Regions from separate parts of the Mus musculus genome. Here region 2 is linked to region 1. Evidence: chromatin loops called from intact Hi-C (ENCODE). Cell type or tissue: heart. All regions are shown on one strand.

The links. A loop is a pair of places that touch in the nucleus more often than their neighbours do. Peaks named below come from ENCODE experiments on the same cell type or tissue, not always from the same donor. Only the 100,000 strongest peaks of a DNase experiment are listed, where the experiment ranks them.
Region 2: a loop joins it to region 1, with 4 times the contacts of the local background. A loop is called at or near these places in 8 of 42 quality-filtered maps.

The regions. Positions count from the first base shown.
Region 1 is chr5:52,654,889-52,657,388 of GRCm38, forward strand. It overlaps Sepsecs (Sep (O-phosphoserine) tRNA:Sec (selenocysteine) tRNA synthase), which reads right to left. Exons shown (of 11, transcript NM_172490.4): 7 at 1,338-1,467; 8 at 1,126-1,217. Among named protein-coding and RNA genes, the nearest start is that of Sepsecs, 14 kb to the right of the region's middle. In heart, a CTCF peak has its summit at 1,404 (motif pointing left); no DNase peak of the experiment used is centred here.
Region 2 is chr5:52,513,997-52,516,496 of GRCm38, forward strand. No RefSeq gene overlaps it. Among named protein-coding and RNA genes, the nearest start is that of Ccdc149, 44 kb to the left of the region's middle. In heart, a CTCF peak has its summit at 1,441 (motif pointing right); a DNase peak (open chromatin) is centred at 1,435; H3K4me3 peaks cover 1,019 bases; H3K27ac peaks cover 327 bases; H3K27me3 peaks cover 125 bases.

The DNA of each region.
Region 1 (2,500 bases):
CCTGTTGGAGGGTCTATGTGATAACAGCTATGCCCATATGCTTTAAAACATGTCAAGTACATCTGAAGGATTCCATTGCTAGTTGACGCCATAAGGCTGCTTAGATATAAACACCATGCCGCTGGTCTCCAGCACTGCTGGATAGATGAATACTCACTTTCATCTGACCTAACCCGTCAACAGTTACGGAACTGTCTCAAATGAAGCTTTTCTGTGTTAGCTTGTTTTTAAAAACATTGGGTCTCACTATGCTGCTCAAGTGATCCTCCTGCCTCAGCCTCCCGAGTAGCTGGGACTATTTCAGGCCAACACCACCAAGTTTATCACTTTTTTCCCCCACAGCCAATATAAGGAATGAGTCCAGTGTTTCAGCAACACTGAAGGAGGGAGTTTTTATTTTAACATAAGGAGGTGGCTAACCCCTACTGGTTCTTCCTTCTGCAACTAGACCAGCACACCAAAACACACCCTCAGGCTTCCAAAATCAGCTCGGCTTTGGTTATTTTGAACAGGGTCTTGCTGTGTTGCCATGGCTGGCCTGGCAACTCACTCAAAAGAAAACTTTTCATTTGTTTTTCAAGGGCCTCTATGCCAGAAGTGGTGGTAGATGCTTGTAGTCCCAGCACTTAGGAAGCAGAGGCAGGAGGACTACCCCAAGTTTGAGGCCTGCCTTCTTTACATAAGCAATCTCCAGGCCAACCACAGCAACACTGCAAGACCCTGTTCAAACAAAACAAAACAAAACAAAGCCGAACCAGTGCCACTGCTAAGCAGGTCAAAGGCCCTTCGTCTTAAGCCGTGACCTACACTCAGTCCCTGCTCCCACAGATTGTCCTCTGACGTCCACTCACACATGCCATGGCACATGCACACTCAAATACATGTAAGAGCAAAGTGTTTAATATGGTTTATGTTAAAACATAAAAAGGGGAGCTTCTTTACCTTTAGGTAACAAGTGACCACATAATTCCCAATACAGAGGTTTCTAAACAAATACTAACAGTAAAGTAATGCATGTGACTATTCCTCAGCACGTGGACAGACAGAGGACAAAACACGGATGGTGGCTCCCATCTGAGTGATATGCAGGCTACAAGAGCAGCACTGAGTACAGGCAGACCTCACCTTTCTCTCCTTCAACAGCTTCCTGTAGCCACTGCAGCCCAGTGACAGCAAGGTGATGAGGACGTCTAAGGACGGCGAGGCTGAGGCTCTTCCTGCAAACAGACGGACAGGGTGTGTGAAGGAGGCTGACGGGAGGACTCGCCACAGAAGGCTATGTGCATGTGCAGTTTTGCCCATTAGTTACTTTCCCATAAACCAAGTTATCTACTGACCTGGATACATCTTGCTGATGTCCTGAATGAAGGGCTCATTAAAGCCAGCAATTATAGCACCACCTACTGGAACCATAAAATTTTTGTCCAAGCTCTGAACGAAAGCATCAATTCTACCAACCCGAGCCCCCTAGAATCAAATAACATGTGGGTCACATGTTAGTCACGGTGAGGACAGACAACTGCTATTAACAAGTAAAGGCCACAAGAACAACAACAAAATCATGTTCTACAAAATATACATACAAATTTAATTTCATTTCCACATTTGCAAAGGCTGCTACTAATTTTACCTTAATTTTGAAGTAAAAATGAGTACCCCTAAAACAGTGCATAGACCTTTTTTCAAAAGCAGGTGAAGGACTGTAATTGTCTTTGCAGTAGGGCAAGTACAGGATTTACAGGACTAAACCACAGCTCTGAGAGGTGCTCATTATAAGCAGAACACCGGCACTCTGCAGTGACAACTGTTCTCACAGATTAATCACCAACTCATAACCCCTGGGAAGCAGGTGGGATTTCATTACCAGCAGGAGTAGGAATTCCTGTGTAACAGCTTTTTACCTTAAAACTGAGAAAGAGACAAAGCATTTCCCCATGCCCTGCACCTGTGTCCTTTATTTGACAATAAGGTCTGCAGTGATTAAGTAGTTTAAATACTAGCATCACAATCTAATAAACTACAGCTGCCCAAAGTGCCAAGCAGCTAGAAAATTAAGTGCCTCTCTCTGATCTATGCCTAGCATAATGTTTTCTTTTTAGGTTTGTTTGTTTGTTTCTCTGTGCTGAAGACTGACCCAGGGCCAGACAAGCCATCGAATCCAAGCCTAGACTTCAAACAACAAGCTCTACTTCCATAATGACTTTGACCACAAAAGAGAAGCCACATTTTATGTTTATCATCGACAAAGGGCCATTTCATTTGTATATTCCTGGCAGCTCCAGGCGATGCTTCTCCATACCTTGTGGTCCTTAATTCTGTGACCTTAGACAGTCTCGTTCCATGGCGAATGAACTTGAAATGGAGTCTAATATCCCGGCACAGAGCGGAACATGCACCTACTAGAAACGTGGAACCAAGTTCTGCTTCCCATTCGACACAGCTGTGACCTTCTGTCTAATGTGGTGCAATTTTCTCCTCTTAAAAATGGAGATACTATCTA
Region 2 (2,500 bases), 140 kb before region 1:
GCTGGAGTCAGGTGTGTAGCAATGGAGTCCTGTCTGGCAGCTCAGAGAGGCCACTGTAAGAAGACGGGAAAGTAAAGCCCACATTGTGTTAGAGACCCTGAGGTGCCAGAGGGGCCAGAGGGGCCCGAGCCTTGGGATATCTATCAAGGAGAGCTGCAGATAGTCTGTGGACCCAGCCCAAGAGAAAAGTATGTTACAGTCAGCAAAGATGGAAGAGTGGAGCCTTGGACATCAGGCATGGAGCTACAGGATTCAGTGTGCCCTGCTGGGTTTTGGTTCTCCTTTGGTTCCATATTTCCTAACAGCCCCTCCTTTCTTCCTTGTTTGGAATGGTAATGCATACTATGTCACTGTATGTTAGAACTATGCAGATTTTACGGGGGGGAGGGTGTTACAGTTACCTTGAGTCTTTTAAACAGTGTTGACACAGTAAAAGACTATGGAGAGTCTTGAAGTTTGACTATTTTGTATTATGATATTGCCAAGAGTCTGTGGGATCCAGAAAGTAAAAGGGGTGGTTGGAATGAGACTGTCGCTCCTCATAGGTGACATTTGAATACTTCACTTAGTAAGACTATTTTGGAAGGATTAGGACATGTGGCTCTCATTAGAAGAGGTATGGTCACTGGGGGTAGGCTTTGAGTTTCGAAAGACTCTAGTCACTCCCTGTTCCTCACGCTTGTGGGTCAGGATATCAGTTCTTGGCTACTGCTCCTATGCCTTGCCTGTCTGCCTGCCTGCCTGCCTGCCTGCCTGCCTGCCTGCCTGCCTGCCTGCCATCATGCTCCCTACCACGAGGATTGTGAATTCTAACCCTCTGGAACTGTAAAACCCCTAGAAGTCTTTCTTCTATAGGATGCCTTGGTCATGGAAAAGTAAGACATGACTCCAGTGCGTTGATGTTTAGTCCCCAAGATGGAATTCCTACTCATAGTCTCACTGTAACAGGTCCCTACACTTTTTCTTGACAGGTAAGAAATTCTCATAAGCAGTATGTAGGAAATAATCAAGAATTATTTTATAGCCAGGCATGGTGGCACACGCCTTTAATCCCAGCACTTGGGAGGCAGAGGCAGGTGAATTTCTGAGTTCAAGGTCAACCTGGTCTACAGAGTGAGCTCCAGGACAGCCATGGCTACACAGAGAAACCCTATCTCGAAAAACCAAATATATATATATATATATATATATGCACTATGGGATAATTGTTTCCAGATATTTGATAAACAGTACAGGAAAAGATTTCTTTTGACATCTACATGGTCTCAAAAAGTTCTGTGGAGTCCAGAACACACCCCGGTTCCAGGAAGATTGGCTTGTCTTTCTGAGACCTTTTGATTGCCCATTCTTTGGCACCCAGTCTCAAACTCCATCAGCTTAGGCCCCCACTTACTCAGCAGAGGGGTGGAGGGACGAGATCATTTTCACTTCCTATGCGGCCACAAGAGGGCGCACTCAGTGGACTTCTAGAACTGAGAAGGAAGCCACCGTGGGTCAGTAAAAACTGACAAAAGAAAACTTGGTTTAAAAGGTGTCGTCGGTCAACCTCCCCCTATGCCTTGCCCACCTTTTTCTTGCCATAAGATGAACGCAATCAGCGAACACTTTCAGTCTGTTCAGGCATCCTTCTTAGGATGCGAGAGATGTTGTCCTATTACAACTAGGTCTTTTGATGATGGGCATTCCCATATCCCAGGAGCTGCTCCCTACATTTTATAAGGCGAATGTCAGAGCGACGGGATTCAAGATGCCAAGAATGAGGAAAGTTAGCGCTGAGCCCTGCGCCTGGTACACAGACAATGGAGCCGGAACAAGTGTTTACCTCCGGAGATGCTGGTCTTCATTCCCGATTGTTTCTGAATAATGCCCCATCACCTCCCTTCCCCAGCGTTTGTCTAGATCTTTTCTATTCGTATTTGAATTGATCCTCGCTCACTTTTCCTTTTTTATTATTATCATTTTGCCTGGGACTTTGGATCATTATAAGATTGCGGGTAATGACAGACTGTAATTAAGCTTAACACAGATTTTTCTTTTAGGAGAGAGAAGAATCCACCAACTGAAACTCAGATTGCCTGGGCTGTAATTTGTGGCGCTGTCACAAAGGGGTCCTTTTCCGCATGGTGCGCAGCGGTGATGAGCAAGCGCTGGGCCGAGGGTGTGCGCTTCTCTCACACGCTCTGGAGCGAGCTGCAGGACTCGTAAATAGCTAAGTATAGCTTGAAGCTGATTACAGGCCCGATCCTCCTATTGTGCCTCATCACTTGTCATTGTTGAGGCGGCAATTGCCGCTCCACGTTTCTCTTTGTGGCTGGCTGCAGCCGGTTTCCAGGACAGGAGGAGCCCTGAGATGCCGAGACTGGTTCTTCCCGCCGGATGGGCGTGGCAGGTGTTGGCGATGAGATTAAGAGCAGACTCCCAGGATAGACACCTGTTGCCCCAGAATTGCTGTTTATGCACGATCTCTGTCCATGGGGGGTGACAGGAGTCTCTGAGGCCA